Linked DNA regions of Homo sapiens: region 2 is linked to region 1. The links are chromatin contacts, found by Hi-C or POLR2A ChIA-PET in ENCODE. All regions are on one chromosome and are shown on one strand. The core of a region is the stretch at or near the end of the contact, and the rest is flanking DNA. Distances in the headings are between cores, read along the strand shown. Region 1 holds the start of LINC01625 (long intergenic non-protein coding RNA 1625). Region 2 overlaps FILNC1 (FOXO induced long non-coding RNA 1).

Region 1 (5,336 bases), core at 2,679-5,178:
AGCACTTTAGGAGGCCAAGGCAGGAGGATCACAATGTCAGAAGTTCAAGACCAGCCTGGCCGAGATGGTGAAACTCCATCTCTACTAAAAATACAAAAAATTAGCCGGGCGTGGTGGCAGGCGCCTGTAATCCCAACTCCTGGGGAGGCTGAGGCAGAGAATTGCTTAAACCTGGGAGGCGGAGCTTGCGGTGAGCCAAGATCGCGCCACTGTACTCCAGCCTGGGTGACAGAGCAACACTCTGTCTAAACAAACAAAAAAACTTTCTTTGACCTAAAAGTTCCTTTTTTTTCTTCTGATTTTAAAAGAAATTAAAACATTTTCATGGGCACCTAAAAGTATCACGGCCTCTGAGCACGATGTCAGGTGAGCCTCACGGATAGCTCTGCTCTGCGTAGGAGTTGCTCTGTCCAAATCTTCCCCACCATTCACCGCTCTGGATCTAGCATAGCCGGGTGCATGCCAACTGAGGGATTTCAGAGACACTGACCTCTCATTCTGTTGTCTAGTTTCCTGATGTTTGAATGGGAGGGCACTTTACGTGGGTGGAGATATATATTTTGAGAAAGAAGAACTTATTCAGAGTGTGTCTTCAGTCGCATGACATCAGGATTGCCCCCTTACTATACACACAGTAACCAGACAATACATTCTAGTTGAGTGAAGAATTGTTACAAGATTTTTGTCTTTTAGTTCTGTTTCTTGGAAGATCTTGCACAATCAATATACCTTTGTTTACCTATCTTTCAAATAAAAGATAGAATAGATTTTTTTGTTTGTTTATTTGTTTGTTTGAAAAGGAGTCTCACTCTGTTACCCAGGCTGGAGTGCAGTGGCGTGATCTTGGCTCACTGCAATCTCTGCCTCCCGGGTTCTGCGATCTTGGCTCACTGCAACCTCCGCCTTTCAGGTTCAAGCGATTCTCCTGCCTCGGCCTCCCGAGTAGGAGTAGGAGGCGTGTGCCACCATGACTAGCTATTTAATTTTTATTTTTTTGTAGAGATGGGATCTCCCTATGTTGTCCAGGCTGGTCTCAAACTCCTGGGTTCAAGCAATCCTCCCATCTCAGCCTCCAAAAGTGCTGGGATTACAGGTGTGACCCACTGCACCCAGCCCTTAGAATAAATTACTTGTTAAAATTTGGAGAGAGGCTGGGCGCGGTGGCTCACGCCTGTAATCCCAGCACTTTGGGAGGCCAAGGCAGGAGGATCATGAGGTCAGGAGATTGAGACCATCCTGGCTAACATGGTGAAACCCCATCTCTACTAAAAAATATAAAAATTAGCCAGGCGTGGTGGTGGGCACCTGTAGTCCCAGCTACTCGGGAGGCTGAGGCAGGAGAATGGCGTGAACCCAGGAGGCAGAGCTTGCAGTGAGCCAAGATCGTGCCACTGCACTCCAGCCTGGGTGACACAGCAAGACTCCACCATAAAAAAAAAAAATTTGGAGACAGATGTGATAATAATGTCAATAATCTTTATGTAATAGCATCCATAGTTTGCAAAACACTTTCATATACATTATCTCTTTTGATAATCTGTAAAGTCATGTAAGATCTTAGGAGGAAAAATGCTTTATATTTATATAAAAATATTAATAGTAACAGTGGTTTTAATTTTAGATAAATCATTTGTCATTTATAATTCTATGAAGAAAAATGCTATGAAAGACAATTATATATCTGACTTTTGTCACTCTATAATTTGGCCTATGCTCTCAGATGTAAGCAAAAATGCAAAACAACATTTGTACTCCTTACTCATATATACTACTTTCCACACTTTGCCTCTGTGAAAAATGCTACATTTCAAGTTCATGACTACAAGCGTTAATGCTGTGAATTGGAAATTACAACATACCTCATTGCATACTCCATTAACTGTTTCCACTTCTCCAACAATCGGAAGCCAGAAAGGCTTGATTTCTAGCTAAAAAGCAAAGCGAGATTGAGGGAAGTTCAGAGACGCCATGAAGGAACTGGTGACCAGAGTCCCTTGCTGCTTATGGAACCCACAAGAATAAAGATAGCCGCTTTTCGGAATTACGATTCTAATTCAGGATTTGTGGAGTTTACTCTAATTTGGTGCTGTTCTGGAAAAGGCTATGTCGAAAAGAATTTGTTTCTAGAGATTTTCAGGAAAGTAGCCAATTCAAACTGCTCAACCCTGTGAGATCATTCCTGGCTGGTAGCAAGAACTTTCTGTCATGTGGGGCTTGCTTGAGAGTGAAGAGTACCCGCATATCCACTGCTTCTGAATTCATACCTGTTGGGGCTTATATGCACACGTACACACCAGCATCTGGGTCTTCATACCCGCTTTTCACACTGATCGTGTGAACTGATTCACAAGCCTTCAAGTGTCCTAGTTAGACCAATTTAGTCCAGCTCTGAAAGAACAGATAGGTAAGATAGACTGTCACATTCCATCAAGTTAATTTCTAATTTCACAATTGAGGTTTTAATAGGACGTCTGGCCTATTAAGGTCTTTTACTCTGTTCAAGAGCAACCAAACACCGCTGCCAATTCTATCATTAAGATCAAGCTGCTGTTCAGCGACCCTCCCCTCGGCTGCCCTTCCGTCTTGGGGCCTTCCCAGCCTGCCTATGGTTAGGAGCCGTTTAAAAAGTTGCACTCATTCTAGTTACACCCTGCCACACCTCCAAGCCTGTGGATGATTTCGTCTGAGTTCCCAGCAGTCTTAAAGCTTTGCCAACAGCAGACGGAGGTATCACGCTGAGCTCTGTGGAGAGAAAGCTTTGCACTGTGCAAGTGACCCATTTGGCACCAGAGAGGGGGAGGGGAAGAGAAATCCTGATGGGCTCCAGGGACTCCTCATCCATCTACTTCTCCCCGGGATCCTCTCCTGGAGGGCTCTTGCAAACACAGTTGCCCCGCCACGGTGGAGGATCATCAACAGAAACCCACGAAACAAGGCCATGCCCCGTGGCACTCTGAGTCAGTCCCGTAGCGTGATTTACCAGCTCTCTGAAAAAAGAAATCTGCTAGGACCTGGGCTGGAACCGTAAGATGTAAAGATGTCAAGTTGAAAAACCTAGGGTGGGCCCAAACCTCCAACTCCCCAGCCCCGATTCCCACCCTGGGAAAATCATTCCAGTGTAAACATTTCTTTTTACATTTAGTATATCTGTGCAAGAAAAACTACTTTATTACTCAACATTAATAACATTCACTTTGAACCTTAATTCTGAAAACCACAGAATTTTTTAAATGCTGTAAATAGCTGACACGGGTGTTCTTCCCTTGCTTTCAAAGGAATTGTTTTTGTAATTACTGAGCAGGGTGAAGCTGAATTTCCCCTGCAGTAAACAGGAGAGTGTGTAATGAGATATCTTAACTAAAAACATTAATCATATTCAGATTAATTAATAATAGAAAACTTTCAGGACATTCTTAATGCTTTAAAAACAAAAAAGCTTTTATTTTTTGAAGTTGTTAGGTCTCCATTCTAGTTCTGAGTACAAATAAATGCCTGACATATGGTCTAAGCCAAATTCCAAAATGTAGCAAAAACAGTGCCTGCATATTTGGCAGGAATTTAAACCAGTTCAGGTCAGTGTCTCTTTCTGCCCAAAGAAGAGTTTCTGCATTTGCACTGAGCTAGGAAAATAACACAGGAAAACATGGGGAACAACACGGAATATTGTAAGCTCCAGTACCCGGCTGGCCAAAGAATAATGTTTGGGGCAACTCTGAAATTACCGCCCAGGCTGCAGTTTGGGTTTGCATAACGTCTTGGAGGACTGTGAGCAAGACAGAAAGTACCGATTGCATTGTTGTAAGGAAATTGCCTTCCCCCTTCTAAAGCTCTCACCTTGCAAATCACCCCCTCTTAGCAAAAGCACATCTTACTTGTTAACTCTTCCCCTGCTACTAACCTTTTCAATCATCCCCCTTCATCATTGCAGAATGGCCTTTGGAACAAAGCAGCATTTTAAAGCCTTTCCCACTAAAAGTTTGCCCCTCCCCCCCTTTAAAGAGGCAGTGTGGGGGTAATTTTCTTTCTTCCTTTCTTTTTTTGTGTTTTTTTTTTGTTTTTTTTTGTTGTTGTTTTTTAAATTTGTTTTTCTGCAGTGTACTCTTGTGAGGTTGTCATTGTTTGGGGGTTGATGGATATTTCTTCAGAGATACCATCATATCGCTTGTTATTGTAACACTTATTGGTGATAAAGTTCAGACTAAAAATTAAGCAGCTGCAATGTAGCAGCACAAATTAGTTTAATGTAAGCAGTCAGGAGCAGCTGGCTGGCTCAGGACTTGAATTTAGCTGTGGGGGGAAGGGTTCTGTGACGCTGATGTGTTTTTTTCCTCTACATAAACATTTTTGGCTGTTGCAGCTTTTGTGCTGATCATGTGACAGTGTCCCTAGGCAGATAATTTATTTCTGTGGCTTTCATGAGCAATCATTAACCTTCAGACACCCAGTTTGCTTTTGCTTTGTGGCATTTATTATTATTATTTTATTATTATTATTATTATTTTTCGTATACTAACTAGTTTAATTCAGAAAGTGTCAGGAGAAAATTACAACCAATTTACGATAGACTGCAATGCATAATACTTATGTTTCCATTAAAGCAGACCTTGCTTATAAGACCATTCTCATAGCTTTGAGGGTGTTTGTGAATCAGGATAATTATTTTCAGTGTGTCTGTCGTTAGGATGCTCCTTTAGTATCCTCTTCTGATTGCCAGGCCTCTGCAAGCTGGCCTTGGAGAAACTCAATTTGGAGATCAACCTTTGGCAGTCTTCGTCTACTCGCTAGGAGGCTGGAACCCCAGAGGGGTTAGAAATTGGGCTTCTGGAGACAGGCACTACTTCGGTCCCTTCTTCCTTCAACAACTGACACGCCAGCCTTCAGTAAACAGTGTGGCCATTTGTAGTGAATAACTGGAGCTGGAATATATTGGGGTTGAAAAACAAAGGAAATTAGAAACAGTGTCCTGCATAAATCAGAAGGGGGTGGGGGACAGAAAAGTATCATTTCTGACATCTACTAATCATGCTGACCTGTTTTCTGAATTTATCTGTTTTGTCCTTCTCAGATCTGTTTGTGTTGCTCAGCCATTTCTGCCAACCAGTAATTCAGGAGTGAAATGCACAGGGTCACTCTTTGGTGTCTATCATACATGATATCTTCAGACACTTTCAGAATGCCGATTATCTCGTGGGTATTGTGTGGGCCCTGTTAGATATTCATTTATTCATTCTCTCATGGTGCAGGGTTGGTAGGGGGAGCACTCGGGACTACTTGCACAGAGGGATTTGATAAAGTGTATTTATAAGCCCCAGTGTACTGTGTTTGGTGAAAAATAA
Region 2 (4,646 bases), core at 1,006-3,505, 370 kb after region 1:
TCCCTTTTTAGGAGCTTCATTCTTTCTTCCTCAGCTGCTCTCCATTTCACAAGCATGAGAGCCAGATGGAAGTTCCTCTGCCCAACCTGCCTGGTTAGCAACAGTGACTGGTTTAAGAGTAAGTATGCACCTCTGCAGAGTCAGTCACGTAGAACCTCACCTACTAACCTGCAGATTGGTCCAGGAAGTGAGAACGTGACCTAAACCAGGCAATCAGAGGCTTTCCATGAGATTTTCCTAATCTGAGCCAGAGGGGAGAAGTACTTGGATGCCAAGACTCCTCGAGAAGTGCTTGAGGAGAGAAAGTTGAGAAAATGAAACCAAACATAAAGAGCTAAACTATGAGGAGTCCTGCCCAGCCTCTGAGCTGTCCATCACGAGGTCATGACTGCTCTCCTATTTTTGCAATCAATAACGGCAAATACTTTCTGCCCCTGCAGCTATCCTCAAAGAGTGGTGTCCAAAAGCAGGGTGGCTTAAGTCCTCATTTAATGAGAAAATTCTTTTATTAATAGCATATTTTTAGGTCTTTTGCTAAACTAGGAGAAACTAGCTTGTGTTGGTATGTGTTAAGTAGATGTACTAATCTTGTAATTTATACTCTTCCCCAAACTCCAGGATCCACTGCATAAATAAGTTTCTCATGCCAGATTTATTTCTTTCATAAGAAATATATATTTTTTTCTCTCAGTGCCCCACTATCACCATTTAGGCTCTAAAATATCTGAGAGATTTGCCCCATGTACATTTGATTCCCAGCTGCTAACCTGGAATTTTGTTCTAGGAGTTTGTGAAGACTATTTTCCAACCACCTGTATAATGCAATTATTTCAAAAAGGTACCAGAGAAGCCTGACTGCTTGAGTTGAGCCATGGGTCTTTTGTCCTCAGACTGAGATTTATACCATTGCCTGCCCTGGTTCTCTGGCCTTCAGACTTGCACCCAATTATACCACTGGCTTTGCTGAATCTCCAGTTTGCAGATGGCAGATCCTGGGACTTCTCAACTTCTATAATTGCAGGAGCCATAGATATAGATATAGATATAGATATAGATATAGATATAGATATAGATATAGATATAGATATAGATAGAGATAGAGATAGAGATGGATAGAGATATCTCTATCTAACATCTACCTATCTACCCATCCACCTATTATCTATCTATCTATCTATCTATCTATCTATCTATCTATCTATCATATTGCTTCTGTTTCTCTGGAGAACTCTAATACAACCACTAAAAAACATAAAGTGTTGTCAATTGAAGTATGATAAGAATCGGCAAGCCTTATCTGTAAATGATGATAGTAAATATTTTAGGCTTTAAGGTCCACAAGGTCTCTATTATAATGGCTGAATCCTGCCATCGCAGCAAGAAAGCAACCGTAGGCAATATGTAAACAAATGGCTATGGCTGTGTTCCTATAAAGCTTTAATTGTGGACATGGAAATTTGAATTTCATGTAACTTTTACATGTTATAAAACTATTTTTCTTTCTTTTTTTTTTGTAACTGTAAAAAATGTACAAACCAGTCTTAGCGCTAGAGCCATACAAAAGCAGGTGGTCAGCTAGATTTGATCGACAGGACGTTATGGTTTCTTATCATGTTAATTACAAGATGCATCCATATTTCAGAGTTGTTAGAATGCAGAGATATGTGCGTCTTAGATTGAATGTGATAGTGCAGTATTACAGAATCCTAGGTCTTTTGGATTCCCTGGGTTTTAACATCTATAATGTATCCCCACAATGCTTTGCCACTTAACCTTTGGCAATCAACAAGGATCATTGGTGAGCATACAGTCTGTCCTTTCTGGAACACAGTGAGAAGTGGACATGGAATGGAGAAGGCTGAGAAGAAAGTTAGAGGGAATTGAGGTGTATGGGGCAGTCTTTTGGAATCTGAATGTTCAGAGAATAATGAGGCATGCCATTTGTATAGCACTTTAAATTCCATAAAATCTATGTATATACATTGTTTTATTGAATTTTCCCCATGGATCTGTGAAGTACCCATTGTAGAAATTAGCTGCAGAACAGAAAAACATACATGTGAATGAATTATAACTGGGAAAAGGTAGACCCTAACATTGTCTTTTGACCATACAACTGTTCTTCCTTATTCAAAAAGCTTATATTCAGTGAGTGTTTCTAAGGGTGAAAGTTAACCATGATTCAGGAGACAATCATGGTTGTATTGTCACAGCCTTTCTCTTTCATTTTCCTTACAGTATTGCCTTCAGCAGAACCTACTGCCTCTTAGCAATATTAGTACAAAGGCATTTGCAAGGCACCTTATGGGCATATCTGAGCCAAAATGCCGCTGGTTTGTTAATTAAATTTAAACATTTTGACATGCATCTCTGATTTCACTTCCTTGTTCTGTTTCACTTCTCTTCCTCTTTTGAGCCAAGTAATAAATGCAATGAAAGTAACATGGACTTTGAACTCAGTGGGATTTGAATCCAGATGTGCTGTTTATTAGTTTGTGACTCTCAGCAAACTACCTAATCGTACTGAATGCTTTCATTATTCTCATTTTAAAAAAGGGAATAGTATTACCAACATTATGGAAGTTATCAGTGAGGTGTTACACATAATGCCCATAGAAACATGCCTACCCCATAGTAGTATGTGTTAGCTATCATTGTAAGCATTGAATGGAGTCATGTATAAAATACCCAAAAAGGCATCTGATGCATGATAGATAATCCCTTAACCATAGAGAAAGCAAGATTCTCTCTATATGGATTCTCCAGGGTCACCTTTTTTATCTAATTTGAAATGTTGCACCCCCTCTTTTCGAACACACAAAATATGACTGAATAACATGATCCTGGTCACTCAAGTTGTTTTTTGTTGAGTTTCTTTATCTTCATTTTCTCATTTCTACTAAAGGCTGTGTAGTATAGAAATTACAAGCTCATACCTACCCTTTATAAAATTAATCAATGATTTACTTTCCCAATAAAACTGTATCTTTTTTCTTTATATATTTCCACTTTATTTCTTTATATTTATAATTGTATTAGCTTCCCTCTTAAAGACTGATTGTTTATCTCCTCATATAAGTACATTTTGATACCTGCAACCTGAATGAATATTTCTTTGCCTTTCATCTCACTGGGTCTCTCAGCAGCATTGGACAATGTTGGCATCTTCTTGCCTTTTGAATTATTCTCTTTCCTTATCTTCCACAATTCCTCTATTTTCCTCATACCTATCTCTCTCTTCCATCTGTGTTGCCCTTGCAGGCTCCTTCTTCTCTATCAAACTATTAAATATGTCAGTATTTCAAGGTTCTTCCTAAGCCATCTCCTTTCCTCATCAAAATTTTTTTGGCAGCTAATTTTCTTTACTTTTTCAATTTAATATTTCTGTTATTGTCTTCCCTATCCTTCCAGTTATCCAAGATAAAATTTCAACCCAGTCTGTCTCCTTCTTTCCCAGATCATTCTTTTGATAGTGTGCCCTTGTTACATATTTGTGGAATGGATAAATTATATAACCTCTCACACGACAGATTGGATTGGACACTTAAAAATCTGCATGATTTAGTTCCTACAAACCTTTTCTCCCCACAGGAATGCTATATTCCAATAAAATGCTCTACCCGTTGTTCTCAGAAAAACCTGTAACGATGAGAATATAGCATCCTTTTTTTTCTTTTCTTTGAGATGGAGTCTCACTCTGTCACCCAGGCTGGAGTGCAGTGGCATGATGTTGGCTCACTGCAACCTCCGCCTACCAGGTTCAAGTGATTCTTCTGCCTCAGCCTCCCAAGTAGCCGGGATTATAGGTGTGCACCACCACGCCCGGCTAATGTTTGTATTTTTAGTAGAGACGGGGTGTCACCATATTGGCCAGGCTGGTCTCAAACTCCTGACCTTGTGATCCTCCTGCCTTGGCCTCCCAAAGTGCTGGGATTACAGGTGTGAGCCACCTCGCCCGGCCTCCTTTTTTTCTTAAATAAAGACTGGAAGCCAATAGCATGTGGTGAGAACTTAAAAGAGTCATTACTAGGATGGACATTTGATAGCCTTTTATGTTAATAAGAATACAACCATTAAGTGATGAAGTAGTGCCATCCTTGATCTTCCAGATCAAAAAGCAAAAGAGAAAAAGATAAACAGCAGCAAAACTCTTCTTTAAGCCCGAATAGCCAAGACAACCCTAAGCAAAAAGAACAAAGCTAGAGGCATCATGCTGCCTGACTTCAAACTATACTACAAGGCTACAGTAACAAAACAGCGTGGTAGTGGGGTATAAGAACAGACACATAGACCAATGGAACAAAATAGAGAACTCAGAAATAAGACCAAGCACCTACAACCATCTGATCTTCAACAACCTGACAAAAATGAGCAATGGGGAAAGGATTCCCTATTTAATAAATGGTGCTTAGAGAACTGGCTAGCCCTATGCAGAAAATTGAAACTGGACCCCTTCGTTGCATGATGTGCAAAAAGTAATTCAACATGGTTTAAAGACTTAAATATAAAACCCCAAACTATAAAAATCCTAGAAGAAAATCTAGCCAATACCATTCAGCACATAGGCACAGGCAAAGATTTCATGATGAAAACGCCAAAAAAATTGCAACAAAAGCCAAAATTGACAAATGGGATCTAATTAAACT

The links. A loop is a pair of places that touch in the nucleus more often than their neighbours do. ChIA-PET counts read pairs that join two places held with the same protein, here RNA polymerase II (POLR2A). Pooled maps may share reads with other maps.
Region 2: a loop to region 1 is called in a pooled map, with 2.0 times the contacts of the local background. The contact joins the enhancer-like site here to the promoter of LINC01625 in region 1. A Hi-C loop is called at or near these places in 2 of 50 pooled maps. POLR2A ChIA-PET finds 5 or more read pairs at or near these places in 2 of 52 experiments (GM12878 and OCI-LY7).

What each region holds. Positions count from the first base shown.
Region 1 is chr6:139,470,668-139,476,003 of GRCh38, forward strand. LINC01625 (long intergenic non-protein coding RNA 1625) reads right to left here and starts at 3,929. Exons shown (of 4, transcript NR_033919.1): 1 at 3,899-3,929; 2 at 2,265-2,388; 3 at 1,860-1,928. RefSeq lists an enhancer at 2,318-2,818.
Region 2 is chr6:139,839,641-139,844,286 of GRCh38, forward strand. All of the region lies in intron 1 of FILNC1 (FOXO induced long non-coding RNA 1), which reads left to right. Among named protein-coding and RNA genes, the nearest start is that of FILNC1, 71 kb to the left of the region's middle. Within about 2 kb of position 2,256, at least 2 of the 41 ENCODE cell types and tissues checked have a DNase peak (open chromatin) inside an H3K27ac peak, as active enhancers do.